2 separate regions of the Homo sapiens genome follow, and region 2 is linked to region 1. A link is a contact called in ENCODE Hi-C or POLR2A ChIA-PET data. All regions are on one chromosome and are shown on one strand. The core of a region is the stretch at or near the end of the contact, and the rest is flanking DNA. Distances in the headings are between cores, read along the strand shown. Region 1 has its middle 170 kb from the start of TLE1. Region 2 has its middle 130 kb from the start of TLE1.

Region 1 (3,794 bases), core at 183-2,682:
GATCCACCCACCTCGGCCTCCCAGAGTGCTGGGATTACAGGCATGAGTCACCACACCTGGCCTATTTATTTATTTAGAGACGGAGTCTCACTCTTCACCCAGGCTGGAGAGCAAAGGAGCAATCATAGCTTGCTGCAACCTCAATATCCTGGGGTCAAGTGATACTATGGCCTCAGCCTCCTGAGCAGCTGGAACTACAGACACACTCCACCACTCCTGGCTAATTCTTTTGACTTTTAGCATAGATGAGGACTCACTGTGTTGCTCAGGCTGATCTTGAACCCTTGAACTCAAGCAGTCCTCACACCTTGGCCTCCCAAAGTGCTGGGATTACAGGTATGAGCCACCATGTCCTGCCCGCAACTTGAAACAAATCTTCAGATAAACTAGATATGGGCTCTCCTGTAATTAAAAAAAGAATGACTGTCGTTCTTATCCATTCTGAGAACATACTCCTTCTCTAATGTTCTAAAGAAGATAAACATATTTGTCCACTATAATTAGGTAGTAGAGTGTTAACTTTGATTATAATTAAGCCAAAGTCCATTTTTGGCCCACATGTCTCTGCCACAAGATAAATAATGATAAACAATTCGGCCCCTTGGGTTCACTCATCTGATTAACTGGAGGATATTTTGTGGTTAATGGAATCCTGATAAATCTATCATGAGCTCATCAAAATTTAAACTTCTGCATTATATCATTAAAGAATCTCAGTCTCAAAATCTTCCAAGAACAGTGAATATTATATTTGGCCACCAAAAAAATCCACTCCCTGTTTTGTTAACTCGTCAGCTCTCTTTAGACATCCACATCCATACGTAAGCACACCCTCCCAGCCCATGAAGTCAATGTGTTTTGGGGAAAGCCAAGCTCCGCCCCTAGCTAGTCAGCCCCAAGGTAAGCAGAGCATTCCTCTCCCTGGGCAGAATAATTGGTTCAGGGATGGACTCCTGATTCAATTGCAAGTCAATTAAATATGAGAAAAAGGTTTTTTTGTTTGTCTTTTGGGGACTTTCTTTTGTCACAATCTGGGACTGAAGCTTTTTGACCACAGAGAAGGAAGATCCAGAAGGAATCCTCTCTCCATATTTGAAACAAGTAGCAATGAAGCCATCTCTTAACCACAAGAGGGAGCCAATCCTTACGTTGAAGCTGACACCATGACAGTAGATAGAGATAGAAACTACGTTCTGGTTGTCCAACAGAAACTACTCTTCGTACACCTTTTTGATCTATAAACGGATAGTTTTCTAATTGATCTATGAAGACATTTTGAAAGCCCTTTCAAATGACTTGCTTTGGTTCAAAAGTACACACTGCTGCATTTCCCCTGGCTCCATAGTCCAATATATCTGTCAAAGAAGGAAATGAGGTTACTGTAATGATGACCCAACCAATTCCTCTTCTTGGAACTCCCGGAAATAAAGCTCACAGTTCAACAGTTTGCAGAATCTCCCTTCCTCCTTTTGAAAACTGGAATGGTAGGTAAAATGGCATTTACCCATATCTGATCTTTTAACATACTCCATGTTTGCTGAGATTACTCACCAATCTCATTTACAAGATTTTTTTTAAGATGTGGAAATATCGGCCGGGTGCGGTGGCTCACGCCTGTAATCCCAGCACTTTGGGAGGCCGAGGCGGGCGGATCACCTGAGGTCGGGAGTTTGAGACCAGCCTGACCAACATGGAGAAACCGCGTCTCTACTAAAAATACAAAATTAGCCAGGTGTGGTGGCGCATGCCTGTAATCCCAGCTACTCGGGAGGCTGAGACAGGAGAATTGCTTGAACCCGGGAGGCAGAGGTTGCGGTGAGCCGAGATCGTGCCATTGCACTCCAGCCCAGGCAACAAGAGCAGAACTCTGTCTCAAAAAAAAAAGTGGAAATATCATTTATAGAAAAATATGCATTTACAACACGGGGGTGTGCTTTACCCTCTCTTTACAATTTCTTTACCTGTTTGGGGTTCTCTCTTTCCCTTTGCCCAGTCGGAGCTCCTTGAAGCACAGTTCTAATTAAGGAAGCATTGTCATCATTTTCTTTCCTATATTAAATTAGATAGAAGTTTCTTTGTCCCAGAAAAAGTCCAGAGGTAGCTCACCCATGGTAGGTGTGGCAGTTTCATAGTCATCATAGTCAGCAATCTTTAGCATAAACCTCATGGTCCAACTGGCTAAGAGTGTCAAGGTTGTCCATATCCCAAGCAGCACGAAGGAGAAAGAGGTGCAGAAGAATGTGTTCTTCCCTTTAAAGGACTGCATTGGTTATCTTATGCTAGGTTATGCTGTGGCAACAAAGTCCAAAATAACAGAGGCTTACAACATATTTTTCTCACTCTCTTCACAAGTTGTCTGTGGGTTGGCTGAAACTCTATTCCACATTTTCTCCCATTTGGGAATTGTTATGGGCTAAATTTGTCACTCCAAAAATTCATACATTGATGTCCTAATACGTAGTAGCTCCGAATATAACTATATTTGGAGATGGGGTCTTTTAAAAGGTAATTAATTTCAAAATGATGTCATTAGAGTGGGTCCTAATCCAATATAACTGGTGACCTTATAAGAGGAAATTAGGACACAGACATGTGCAGTGTGAAGACAGGAGAAGACAGTCATCTATAAGCCAAGGAGAGACGCCTGGAACAGATCCTTCCCTCGTGGCTCTCAGAATGAACCAGCTCTGCAGACATTGTGATCTCTGACTTGTAGCCTCCAGAAATTGTGAGAAATAAATTTCTGTTGATTAAGCCACCCAGTCTGTGGTATTCTAACAGCCTTAGCAAACTAACACAGGGATCTAAACTAAAGAAGCAGGCTTAAGTCTCGTGGCAGAGGGAAGAGAACAATGGCTGATCTATGCAATTTCTCTTAAAGCTTCTGATTGTATGTGGCATTTGTCACCTGTTCTTCACATTCCATTGACCAAAGACAATTATATGACCAAACTCTACACTAATTGAGAAACAGAGTAGAATCTTCTTAGAGGGAAACACTGCAAGTCACATGGTTATGGGGATGGACATATAATTCTTTCACAGGTGGGCAGCAAATGGTAAAAACAATAATAACATTACCACAAAGACACTGTTCTGGTTATCTATTACTGTGCAGAAGCTATACCAAAACATAGTGGCTTTGATTTATTATTATTCCTCACAGTTGTGTGGATGGACTGGGTTCAACTGAACAATTGTCATTTGGGGGTCACTATAGTCAGATGGGGCTGTGTCATCTGAAGGCTCAATTGGGCTGTACATCTAAGATGCATCACTCACATGGCTAGGAGATGAAGCTGGCTGTCAGCCAGAAGCTCAGCTGGGACTCTAAACCTGAGCATCTGCACATGGCCTTTGCATGTAACTTGGGCTTCTCACAGCACAGCAGGTAGAATGCAGCCTTAGAACCTGACCAGATTCAAGGTGAGGGAGGTTAGACTGCATCTCTGGATGAATGACTTGCCAAAGGATGTTTGGCCATTTTTAACCCACCATTGGTCAGTCCAACTTCCACTATATCTCATTGGCCAGAAGCTAGACATTTGGTCCCATCTAGCATCAAGGGAGGCTGGGAAAATACTTTATGTAACGCAATCTTTTCATTTATTTGTTTGTTTATTTATTCACTTATGTAGCAGTGCCCTGCCAAAAACTGAGGTTCTGTTATTAAGGAGGAAGAAGTAAATGGACATTGGGATCAGCAATTAGGAGTCTTTGCCATTTCTTCTTTATATATATCCTTTTTATTCAGTGTTCTCTCTTAAAATAATCCCCATCCTCTCTAGAAACTC
Region 2 (3,642 bases), core at 887-3,386, 39 kb after region 1:
CCCTTGCTCTTTTTACTGTATGTATATTATAATAAATAAACTTATGACAGAAATAATTCTAAACCAACAAAACTATTTACAGTATCAGAGACCTTAAAATGGGTTAAAAAAATGAATTAGATAATGGGATAATGAATCTAAATAACATCAGAAAAAAAATGGACCTCATTTTTAACATTTGTTCATTGGAATGCACTTTAATAAATTTGAGTCCTTGAGGAGACTGAGCAATATGCACTTGATGTGGTTTGGCTCCGTGTCCCCACCCACATCTCATCTTGAATTATACTCCCATAATTCCCACGTGTTGTGGGAGGGACCCGGTGGGAGGTAATTGAATCATGGGGGCAGTTTCTCCCTTACTGTTCTCATGGTAGTGAGTAGGTCTCACGAGATCTGATGGTTTTATCAGGGGTTTCCACTTTTGCGTCTTCCTCATTCTCTCTTTGCCTGCTGCCATCCATGTAAGAGAGGACTTGCCCCTCCTTGTATTCCGCCGTGACTGTAAGGCTTCCCCAGCCACGTGGAACTGTGAGTCCCACTAAACCTCTTTCTTTTGTAAATTGCCCAGTCTCAGGTATGTCTTTATCAGCAGCATGAAAATGGACTAATACACGGCTCCAGGATTTTTCGAGTTGCCTATTTTTTCAGTATTTACATAAGACCTCATGGTTCCCTGTGGTTCCCCAGCAAACTCATAGAGATACCATGAGATATTTTAAATTCTCAAGAGAAACACAGAGGTACTTAACAACTGCCAGACACTGTACAAACTGCTAGCCTCAACTAGTTCAGTTTTAACATGAGGTCACAAAATTCAATATGAAACAGAAAGTGAGGGTTGGTGGTGCTTCCATAATTTGAGAAGCCGTAGTGTTCTCAACTAGCGTACACAATCTCATTAGTAAGTGTGGTCATCTAAAAAATTTTTTTTCTTCCGATTTATGTGTATTTATTTAAATGTTTACTAAGTAATATATAGGGCGCAGGTACTATTAAGTTGTTTTACCCTAATTACTTAATAAGCAGAACTGGGCCAGGCATGGTGGCTCACGCCTATAATCCCAGCACTTTGGGAGGTCGAGAGGGGAGGATCACTTGAGGCCAGGAGTTCAATACCAGCCTGGCCAACATGGTGAAACCCTGTCTCTACTAAAAATACAAAAATTAGCTGGGCGTGGTGGTGTGCACCTGTAGTCCCAGTTACTCAGGAGGCTGAAGGAGGAGAATTGCTTGAACCCAAGAGGCAGAGGTTGCAGTGAGCTGAGATCATACCACTGCACTCCAGCCTGGGAGACAGAGCAAGACTCTGTCTCTCTGTCTCAAAAAAAAAAAAAAAAAAAAAAAAAAAGCAGAACTGTAGATATTTTCTTTAGGTTTGGAGTGCCATGAAAACATCACTGGGTACCGTGAACAGAGAAAGTTTGGGAACCTCTGCCTAAGAGAACTGAATGATTGTATAAATTTAGCAGTATTTATACAATACATAGCACACTGATTTGCAGTTTTTGAAAGTAAGCGTGTTTCCTCCCCCTTGAAAAAAGGCATTGTCTTAATCGTCTTTGTCTGTCCAAAGACAGAGAATGTTTGCTGAATGGCAGTTGAATGAAAGGGGGAACATTAGCAGCTTGTTACTCCCAGAAGAGCGTGGCTAACGTGTGATTTCAATTGACGGGATAAAATTTGAAAACCCACAAAACAGAGAAGAAAGCAAGGAAATTTTTAGACAGGGAGATGTGAGGAATGGGGCTTTCCCTGTGTCCTGACATGACAGAGCAGACACAATGGCCTCCTCTGTCCCTGGGAGTGGCTTGGCCTTCATGTGAGCACAAAAGACATAAGATAAAATTCCTTGGGCTGAACATTAGAGCAGTTGATGTCACCATATCTATCTCATAATCACCAGTGGAAAACAGCCCATTCGCCTTGAGCAAGCATAGAATTTTTCAGCTGTGTTCAAAGCATTGCCACAGCCATGTTCATTTTGTCACCTGCTTCTTACTTGGTGAAAAGCATGAACATCACGGGGCTCCTGTGCCTGGCCCTGGTTCAAATTTCCTGGCTTTCCAAAAGGCATGCAGGCCTCTCTGCTTTTGCACAAGGCAGTAACCCCTTGACCTTTTGCAGTTTTCCACAGTTGTGTCATATCCAGTCACTCACGGGCAAGCACAATTAGTGGTACTGCCAAGTGCGGGTGGAGAAATGCCAAGGCGGTGAGGAAGTGAATCAAAATGAATTGAAATTACCTGCAGAGAACTGATGAGGAGGACTCAGTCTGCCGCAAAAATCAATGAGTTACAAAACAAAACAAAAAAAGGTCTGCCTGAGAAAATCAATGAAACCCAAACGGGGTGACCATCGAGAAAAATTCTCACATACACACAAGTCATACCTGACCTCAGATGTGCCCAGCAAATCCAGCTCTTGCCCAGCTTGCTAAAGGGAGCATAACCCATCTACCCTCTGCAGCAGGATTTCTCAAGCTTCCCTGTGTATGTGAGACACCTGGGGACCTTGTTAACTTGCAGAATCTGATTTAGTAGGCATAAGGTGGGGGTCTGAGAGTCTACATTTCTAACAAGGTTCCAGGAGACATTTCTGCTGCTGGTGTGTGAACCACGCTGAGTGGCAGGCATCTAGAGGTATGTGGTTTCTCAAAGGGTAGCCCTTACACCAGCATCATCAGTACATCTGGGAGCTTGTTACAAATGCAAATTCTTAGACCTCCACTCCAGTCCAACTGAATCAGAAACTCTGGGAATAGGGTCCAGAAATCTGACTTTTAAGCTCTCCAGGTGTTCTGATGCATTCTAAAGTTTGAGAACTGCAAATATTCTAGATCTGTGTTTTCGTGTAGGTCCATGCCCATCTCTACAATAAAAATGTTTTATGCTAACCGAACCCTAAGGTCTCTTACCTTCCTCTGAAATCACCATCCCTTAAATTTCTATTTTATGTTGTTAACTTTTCAACAGTCATATTTATCTCCCAAATAGCTATTGTCTTGTCTTAGAAATGACATCAAGAGCTGCTTGAGAGCAGGGGCCATACCTTGTGTAGCTCTGTATTTCCAGCTTAGCACAGTGTTTGCCACATGGCATTTGCTCAACAAATACTTCTCGATAGGCTGATGGGTATTATGTGGATTCATGTTGAAGTCAAATATGAAGTGACATGCAGGAATTCATTTTCTAGTTCGAGCATCCTTTTCAACTGAATATAGGCATTTCTGTGAATACCTAATGCTGCATAACAAACCACCAAAAAACTTAATGGCTTAAAGTGACAATACTCATTTATTATTTCTCATGGTTTCTGTGGATCAGGAATTCAGGACACATGTGGCTGGCAGTTCTGGCTTGGCTTGGGGTCTCTGATGAGGTTGCAGCCAGATATTGGCAGGCTAAAGTCAAGCAAAGGCTTGAGTTCCTCTCCACTGATGGCTGCTTGAGTGACCTCACAAAATGGCAACTGGCTTCCCCAAAAGGAAGCAATCCAAGAGGCCAAGGCAGAAAGTCTGAGGCTGTCACTTTGTTTAGTATTCTATTGCTCACATAGGTTAGCCCCAGTGCGAGGTAGGAAAGGACTGCACGAGAGCGTGAATAGCAGGAGGCAAGGATAACTGGAGGTCAGTTTGGAGGC

Evidence for each region. A loop is a pair of places that touch in the nucleus more often than their neighbours do. ChIA-PET counts read pairs that join two places held with the same protein, here RNA polymerase II (POLR2A). Pooled maps may share reads with other maps.
Region 2: a loop to region 1 is called in a map of endothelial cell of umbilical vein, with 3 times the contacts of the local background. The contact joins two enhancer-like sites. A Hi-C loop is called at or near these places in 7 of 168 maps with a recorded cell type or tissue (Calu3, HepG2, PC-9 and 4 more) and 3 of 50 pooled maps. POLR2A ChIA-PET finds 5 or more read pairs at or near these places in 4 of 52 experiments (AG04449, AG04450, BJ and 1 more).

Annotation. Positions count from the first base shown.
Region 1 is chr9:81,522,004-81,525,797 of GRCh38, forward strand. No RefSeq gene overlaps it. Among named protein-coding and RNA genes, the nearest start is that of TLE1, 170 kb to the right of the region's middle. RefSeq lists an enhancer at 1,160-2,359. Within about 2 kb of position 1,433, at least 3 of the 41 ENCODE cell types and tissues checked have a DNase peak (open chromatin) inside an H3K27ac peak, as active enhancers do.
Region 2 is chr9:81,560,780-81,564,421 of GRCh38, forward strand. No RefSeq gene overlaps it. Among named protein-coding and RNA genes, the nearest start is that of TLE1, 130 kb to the right of the region's middle. Within about 2 kb of position 2,137, at least 10 of the 41 ENCODE cell types and tissues checked have a DNase peak (open chromatin) inside an H3K27ac peak, as active enhancers do.